Linked DNA regions of Homo sapiens: region 2 is linked to region 1. A link is an interaction called in ENCODE POLR2A ChIA-PET data of the cell type or tissue named here. Cell type or tissue: OCI-LY7. All regions are shown on one strand. Each heading gives the region's core, and the rest is flanking DNA. Links, peaks and the distances in the headings are about the cores only.

What was found. ChIA-PET counts read pairs that join two places held together with the same protein. Peaks named below come from ENCODE experiments on the same cell type or tissue, not always from the same donor. Only the 100,000 strongest peaks of a DNase experiment are listed, where the experiment ranks them.
Region 2: POLR2A ChIA-PET joins it to region 1 with 5 read pairs; 3 of 35 experiments call an interaction of 5 or more read pairs at or near these places.

The regions. Positions count from the first base shown.
Region 1 is chr9:120,884,669-120,889,063 of GRCh38, forward strand. It overlaps a transcript of PHF19 not described here. Among named protein-coding and RNA genes, the nearest start is that of PHF19, 9.7 kb to the left of the region's middle. In OCI-LY7, for the core only: CTCF peaks have their summits at 2,120 and 2,322; DNase peaks (open chromatin) are centred at 1,533 and 2,183; H3K4me3 peaks cover 460 bases; H3K27ac peaks cover 1,910 bases.
Region 2 is chr9:121,084,199-121,088,593 of GRCh38, forward strand. CNTRL (centriolin) reads left to right here. Exons shown (of 44, transcript NM_007018.6): 3 at 4,098-4,345. The coding sequence starts at 4,129. Among named protein-coding and RNA genes, the nearest start is that of CNTRL, 11 kb to the left of the region's middle. In OCI-LY7, for the core only: no CTCF peak of the experiment used is centred there; no DNase peak of the experiment used is centred there.

The DNA of each region.
Region 1 (4,395 bases), core at 201-4,200:
AGGCTGAGGTGGGCGGATCACCAGAGGCCAGGAGTTTGAGACCAGCCTGGCCAACATGGTGAAACCAGATCTCTACCAAAAAATACAAAAAAAAAAAAAAAAATTAGCTGGATGTGGTGGTACACGCCTATGATCCCAGCTACTCCAGAGGCCGAGGCATGAGAATCACTTCAACCCTGGAGGCAGAAGTTGCAGTGAGTTCAGATAGCACCACTGCACTCTGGCCTAGGAGCGAGACTCTGTCTAAAAAAATAAAAATAAAAATTAAAAAAAGCCAATACCAGCCACTCATGTAAATCCCAACTACTTAGGAGGTTGAGGTGGGAGAATCATTTGAGGCCAGGAGTTCAAGACCAGCCTGGGCAACATAGCAAGACCACATCTCTAAAAATAAAAATAAATTAGCTGGGGTGGTGACATGCACCTGCAGCGCCAACTACTCAGGAGGCTGAAGTAGGAGGATTGCTTGAACCCAGAAGTTCGAGGATGCAGTAAGCTATGATTACATCACTGCACTCCAGTCTGAGCAACAGAGTGAGACCCTGTGTCTTAATGGAGGGAACCTTCCAAGTCAAGTTTTCCAACTTCTCATTTTCAGATGGGGAAACGGATATCTAGAAAGCAGGAGAGGTTCGGCGCAGTGGTTCACGCCTGTAATCCTAGCACTTTGGGAGGCCGAGGCGGGCAGATCATGAGGTCAAAAGTTTGAGACCAGCCTGGCCAACATGGTGAAACCTCGTCTCTACTAAAAGTACAAAAATGAGCTGGGCATGGTGATGTGCGCCTGTAATCCCAGCTACTGGGAATGCTGAGGCAGGAGAATGGCTTGAACCCAGGAGGCGGAGGTTGCAGTGAGCCGATATCATGCCACTGCACTCCAGCCTGGGTGACAGAGCAAGACTCTATCTTGGAAAAAAAAAAAAAAAAACAAAGCAGGAGAGGTCTGGCCAAAGTCCTGCAGGAAAGACGCATTCAAGATGAAGTAGTAAATCAGCACATGAGCCATAAGTGGGTCCAGGCCTCTGCCCCTCCCTTGCCCAGAGATGTATGCCATGCCACTTTTGTCAGGTCCCCAGCAGTCCTCTTGAGTTTTTTAATTGCCAAAATTTATTTTAAAATCCTTCTGTTTGAGTGTTCCATGACATGTGACCTTCTTATGAGTTTCAGAGGTAATCCCTGCCTGGGTGGAGGAATACCTAAGTGACCTTCAGGACCTCTTTCAGCTTGGAGAAGCGGAAATTCTGTTGCCAGAATTCCATGGCTCTTTAAAGCTAATCTTCACTCTTTTACAGCTCTCAGAAGGAACTCTCACGTCTGGCCTTTCTCTGTTGTCTGTTCTGCTCCCTGATCTTCGGCTTAAGTTGGGGCAATAGTTCCAAGAGGTTTAGCTGGGACCATTCAGATCTGTGTCTTATAGCTGCTTCTTCCAAGATTACAATTCAAAGTCCCAGATGCCTCCCCCTGCAGAGGAGAGGAAACATCTGGGCTGGAGCTGCACGGAGAGAGCCCAGCTGTGTGGGACATCCCTCAGGGTAGGAGCCTGTGAGCTGAGAGCTCTTCATTGCAGATGTGGTTCTAACCATCGGGGTCTGGGTCTCACCCATGAGGCTTCGACAGGCCCCAGGCATGTGTGTGCAGGGAATCTGAACAGTCAGCCTGCAGGAAAGAGGCTCTGGGGAGTTATATGTGGCTGGTGTGGTGGCAAGTAGAGTTTGTATGGACACCGAACCAAAATAGAGAAATGCGAAGGCAGCTAGACAGAAAGTGGGTGGGGGGAAGCATTCCAAGGAACAGACCTCTGCAGCAAGGAGCTTGGTCTGTGCAGGTCACAGGGAAAGCAAAGAAAAACATAGGCTCAAACCACGAGTCATTTATTCACTCATCCTTCACGGCTAACCACAGCATTTAGCCATGCACTCCTGGTGTGACTATGGAGATCCCTTCCACAGCCAGATGACCCAATGTCAGCTGGAGTGTTTCCCACTCCAACGGCTGGTTCATCCAGCCTGTAGTCACCGCCCTCTGGCAGAGGCACCACTCTGGGCTGACCCCTCTGTGATGGTCAATTTTATATGTCCACATGACTAAGCTATCATACCTAGTTATTTAATCCAACATCAATCTAGGTGTCGCTGTCAAGGCATCTTAGAGATGTGGTTAACATTTATCATCAGTTGACTTTAAGAAAAATTCCCTCGAGACCAGCCTGGCCAGTATGGTGAAACCCTGTCTCTACTAAAAATACAAAAAAATTAGCCGGGTGTGATTGCACACACCTATACAGCTACCCGGGAGGCTGAGGCAGGAGAATTGCTTGAACCTGGGAGATGGAGGTTGCAATGAGGCGAGATCGCCCCACTGCACTCCAGCCTAGGTGACAGAGCCAGACTCTGTCTAAAAAAAAAAAAAGAAAAGAAAAGAAAAGAAAAAAGAAAATTACCCTCGATAGAGTGAGTAGGCCACAGCCAATCAGTGGAAGGCCTTAAGAGTAAAAACAGGTTTCTGGCTGGGTGCGGTGGCTCACATCTATAATCCCAGCTCTTTGGGAGGCCAAGGTGGGCGGATCACCTGAGGTCAGGATTTCAAGACCAGCCTGGCCAACATGGTGAAATCCTGTCTCTACTAAAAATGCAAAATTAGCCAGTCGTGGTGGCGCGTGCCTGTAATCCCAGCTACTTGCGAGGCTGAGGCAGGAGAATCGCTTGAACCTGGGAGGCGGAGGTTGCAGTGAGCCGAGATCACGCCATTGCACTCCAGCCTGGGCAACAGAGTGAAACTCCATCTCAAAAACAAAAACAAAAACTGAGGTTTCCTGGAGAAAAGATTCTGTCTGAAGACTCAAGCATCAATTCCTGCTGAGTCGCCAGCCTGCTGGCCTGCCCTATAGATTTTGGACTTGCCAGCTCCCACAATCATGCAAATTAATTTCTTAAATACATCTGTTTATGAACAAACACACACACACACACACACACACACACACAGACACACACACACACACACACACAGATGGTCCCTGAATGATGATGGTATGCCTTATGATTTTTTGGCTTTACGATGGTGCAAAAGCTATATGCATTCAGTAGAAATCATACTATGATATTTGGTAGGTTAGGTATATTAAATGCATCTTCCACTTACGGTATTGGAGAAGCCCCATCGTAAGTGGACAAGCATCTGTATACATACCTAGTGTATCTCCCATTGGTTCTGCTTCTCCAGGGACTGACCGACCCACCTTCCTTCACAGTCCTTGAGAACGGAGCTCGTCCCCTGAGCACCTAATGACACGCGTGCACGTCTCTTGATTCCTTGTCCTCTTGCAAGTCCCCACACGTCTGTCGCCCAGACTGGAGTGCAGTCGCACGATCTCAGCTCACTGCAACCTCTGCCTCCCAGGTTCAAGCGATTCTCCTGCCTCAGCCTCCCAAGTAGCTGGGACTACAGGCATGCGCCACCACTCCTGGATAATTTTTGTATTTTTTTAGTAGAGAGGGGGGTTTCACCATGTTGGTCAGGCTGGTCTTGAACTCCTGACCTCAAATGATCTGCCCATCTCGGCCTCCCAAAGTGCTGGGATTACAGGTTTGAGCCACCGCGCCTGGCCCAGCCTCCTTCTTCACACTCATGACCCTTAAAAGGCTAGAAGCTCCCAGATGGGAATGGAATTGCAGGGAGAACAAGCTTGGTGGCAGCTCGAAGAGCTGAGAGGTGTGGAACCCAGCACTGAGCCGTGAACTTATGTCTGCCTTTCAGGATGCAGGCAGCAACCTGGACAACTGGGTCTATCTGCTGTGATAATTCTCAGGCCTTGGCAAGAGAGGCTATGCCAATATTTTCATGGCACCCAAAAATGGTTTTCCTGGGAAGAAACTCCTTGGTCAGTGTCCACAGCACCAGGGGAGGTGGCTATTTCCTGCCATCTCTGTAAACAGGATGGAGACCAAGGGCCTTGTATCAGTTGGAATTCTTGATTATGAGCAACCAGGACCAACTCTGTCCATCCAAAGCAAAAGGGGGACTTTCTGGAGGGTACTGAAGGTACACAGAATGAACAAGAGGCTGGAGAACAGGCTTGGACAAAGGGCAGGACCAAGAGAGGAATTCTGGCCAAGGGAAGGCTGCAGGCACAGTCTGATCCAGGGTTCTCTACTGTGGGTGAGTGATCTCCAAGGGTCCCCTCACCACTCACTCAAGAGTCAGCCCCAAGAATGATTATCTGATTGGCTAGTGTTGCATTTTCCATGTGCCTGTCCACTAGCCAGGCAGGATAAGATGCCATGGAAGGATTTAGCTCCACTAGGATTTCACAGTGATGGTGGCCTTGGGAGGTGGGTGCTAGTTTTATCCTTCCTCAAAATGGGGAGCTCCTCCAAAAAGGAACCAGAATTTTAA
Region 2 (4,395 bases), core at 396-4,395, 200 kb after region 1:
TTATAATATTTTTTGTCCAAAAGTTTGTAAAGTTTATAATTTTTGTACTGTTTTTAGACTAAATGTACTTATAAGAACAACTGTGTATCATGAAAATCATTTTTGCATACACCTAACCTTGCAAATGTAGGACTCTTGATGTTAAGGACTAGTATTGCTCATGCAGACATTTTTTGTTGAGATACTAACTAGTACATTTTACATTTTATGTTATTTATGATTAACTCATTCAATAAATGTTAATTATTTACCATTTGCTAGGCTCTGTTCGAGGCCTACAGTGTGCTATATACTGTACGCACACTGTAGGCACAGCACACTGTATGCCTAGGATAGAAGAGGATGTCATTTTTTTTTTTTTTGTGAGATGGAGTCTCGCTTTGTCACCCAGGCTGGAGTGCAGTGGCGCGATCTTGGCTCACTGCAAGCTCCGCCTCCCAGGTTCAAGCTATTCTTCTGCCTTGACCTCCTGAGCACCTGGGATTCCTGGCGCTTGCCACCACGCCTGGCTAATGTTTTGTATTTTTAGTAGAGACGGGGTTTCACCATGTTAGCCAGGATGGTCTCGATCTCCTGACCTCGTGATCTGCCCGCCTCAGCCTCTCAAAGTGCTGGGATTACAGGCATGAGCCACTATGCCCGGCTGAGGATGTAATTTTTAAGGACTAATCAAGTCACAGTGCTAAACCATTCTGAGCCTTAATGGTCATGAACTTTACCTTTCTTTCATATAGGAAAAGAAATATTTTTATATGAAAACATTTAAAGGAATTTGACCAAGGTCTCTTTCATTAACAAATGCTTTAGTTCCTTCTGGAAGATCTATACTTCAATAAAATTGATTTTGTAAATAAGAATAGTAGACACTGAAGTTTGAAGTGATCAGATGTTTTTCATATAGCATGAGACAAATATGAATGGATTTCAGAAACGATATTTAACAAAAAAGGCAGATTTAAAAGATATTTTATGGTTTCATTTCTCTAAAGTTCAAAAATAGTTCAAAAATCTCTGGTGTTGGAAGTCAGGATGGTGATTCCCCATGTGTGGGAGTTAGTGACTGGAAGGGGGCATGAGACGACTTCTGGGATTCTGGAAATATTCTGTTTCTTTACCTGGATGCTGATTACATAGCTTGTGTTCACTGCATAGAAATTCATGAAGCTATATACACTTATGATTTATGTACTTTATGTATGATACATTGCAATAAAAAATATGCATACAGAGAGAGAGAGAGAGCACATGCATGAAAGAGCACACTGTTGAAAGTATGGTTTTTAAACAGGGTGAATTCTAGTTATAAGATGTTAGATGTATTCATGACCTAGACACCATGGAGCTGCTGGGAATTCAGAGATTACTTCTCCACTTGTGGTTGTTACATTCTGAGCAAGCAAAAGATATATAGTAGGTATATTCAGTGTAATAAACAGGGAGGATTCATTCTGTAGGAAGAAAGTAGATTTCTGGAAAGTCTTCACAAGAAAAGTAACAGTTTAATTGGTTGAGAGAAATAAGAGGATGTTTAATTCCCTTTAACGAATTCCCTTTAAGGAAAGGGAATTTCATGAGCAAAAACTCATGATGTGTTCAGGCAATGACAAAAAGATGACTAGAGCAATGGTATGTGGTGGGGAGGCCAGAAAGTTTGGGCCAGACTGTGATGAGTCCTGTTTGTAGTGCATGGTGCCAAAATGTTTAGACTCATAGGCATTGGGAACCATTACATTTCTTTTGTTTTTATTATATAAGTGGGTCAAAGGTAGAGGATGGATTGAGGATAAAGGAGAACTGGAAGGAAGGTGGTTCTGAGAGTATCTTAATAGTCTAAGCAAGAGAGGATAAAAGTTGAATCTAGGGCAGTAGCTGTGACGATGGATAGAGACGAATTTCAAAATATTTTGGAGATAGAATCAATATTGTTGGACGATGGAGAGGGATGACTGGAAGATAACTCTATTCATTCATTTATTCAACAAATATGTATTGAGTTCCTGCTAGGTACCAGGCACTATGCTAGACTCGGGAGACAGTGTAAACAAAACAGACAGGCTCTCGTGGAGCATACAGTTCAGAATGGAGACAAATGTTAAGCAAAATGACATAAATGTGTAATTTCAAACTGATTATGTGAGGAAAAAATACAAATTCATTGAGAGTATAGAACCGGGGACTTCACTTCATCTGCCCTGCACTGGAGGCTTTCCTGAAGAAGCAACAGTTGAGCTGATCTCTGAAGGAAGACTACAAATTAACATGGTAAAAAGAATGAGATCAAGCATTATTATTACTGTGAGGAGGCCAGTGTGACTGGAGCCCACAATTGAGGGAACGAATGACAGAGGTGAATCTAGAGCAATAGGGACAGATCATGGGGGACCACCTTGTAGGTCATGGTAAAGATTTCCTTCATTACAGACTGCTGGATTTACTTTTTTTTTTTTTTTTTTTTTTCCTGAGATGGAGTCTCGCTCTGTTTCCCAGGCTGGACTGCAGTGGCGCGATCTAGGCTCACTGCAGCTTCTGCCTCCTGGGTTCAAGAGATTCTGTTGCCTCAGCCTCCTCCCCTCGACCCCAAGTAGCTGGGATTACAGGTGCATGCCACCACACCTAGCTAATTTTTGTATTTCTAGTAGAGACGGGGTTTTGCCATGTTGGCCAGGCTGGTCTCAAACTCCTGACCTCAGATGATCCACCTGACTCGGCCTCCCAAAGTGCGGGGATTATAGGCATGAGCCACCGCTCCTGGACTGGATTTACTTTTTAAATAGATCACTCTGGCTATCTGACTGCAATGTAATGATGGAAGAATAAGGCAAGAGAGCTTGTAGACAGATCAGTTAGAAGCTGTTATAGTAGTTTGATGAGGGCTTGGATTAGAGTGCGTGAGAGTGAAAATGGAAAGAAGCAGACTTAATTTGAGAGGTTATTTGGGAGTAAGAATTAACAGGATTTAGCGATTGACTGAGTATGGGACAAGGGAAGAGGGAGGTGTCAGGAATGACTCCCAGGTTTTTGGCTTATTCCAGCGAGCAGTGTTCAGTATTTAGGGAACACTGGAAGACGAAAAGGAGAGTGAGAGGAGGAACGGGGTAAATAAATTCAATCTGGACTGAGTGTAGGATGCCAATGAGATATCACGTAGGCAATTGGAAATAGGAGTCTGGAGCTCAGAGAAAGATTGGATTGAGGTTATAAATATCGGCTGGGCATGATGGCTCACACCCATATGTAATCCCAGCACTTTGGGAGGCCAAGGCACGTGGATCACCTGAGGTCAGGAGTTCGAGATCAGCCTGGCCAACATGGCGAAACCCCATCTCTACTAAAAGTACAAAAATTAGCCGGGCATGGTGACAGGCGCCAGGAATCCCAGCTGCTCGGGAGGTCGAGGCAGAAGAATAGCTTGAACCTGGGAGGCAGAGGTTGCAGTGAGCCGAGATCGCACCATTGCACTCCAGCCTGGGCGACAAGAGTGAGATTCTGTCTCAAAAAAAATAAAAAATTAAATAGAGTAAACACATGGCATTGGGAACCATGGGTGTGCATTAATTTGTCCAAGATAAGATTAGACAGAAACTAGAAGGGACCAATGAGGAGTTCTGATGTTTAAATTACACTGCAAGGAGGAACAAAAGCCAGCAAAGGAGTCCATGGAGTGGCCAGGGAGGCAGGAGGATACCAGGAGAATGCGGTGTCCCAGAAACCAAAGGAAGAAACTTTGAGGAAGGAGAGAGTGCTCATCAGTATTAAATACTGCTGGTTGCCAAATATTCCAGCTTCCTGCATTCTAGGACCCCGTTATGTGGGTAAAAGGGGCCTTGGGACTAGTTTGGTTCAATAAACAGAACAGGAATGACAACACTTCCAGCTGGAGCATGTGTCAATTCTATCCCCTCTGGAGATCCCTTTTCTCTCTGGCAAGGTCATCAGTGATGTTTGATACAGTGTCTGCTCCATCAGCTTGGAGTAGTATGGGTCCTAGCATTTATGGCCTCTGAGTTTATAACTTTATAGACCTGAAGGTTCTAGAAAGAATAGTTTTGATAACTCTTAAAAATTAATCTTGTTGAATATACTGAAAACTCTTACAGGTTTTGATGAACACCTGGCTTTATTCTTGCAATGAAGAAAGGTTCTCAACAAAAAATATTCTCCAAAGCAAAGATACCATCATCATCTCACTCTCCTATCCCATCATCTATGTCCAATATGAGATCTAGGTCACTTTCACCTTTGATTGGATCAGAGACTCTACCTTTTCATTCTGGAGGACAGTGGTGTGAGCAAGTTGAGATTGCAGATGAAAACAATATGCTTTTGGACTATCAAGACCATAAAGGTATCACTTTTTAATCTAAGAATTGGTCTGACCACATACTTCAAGTAGAG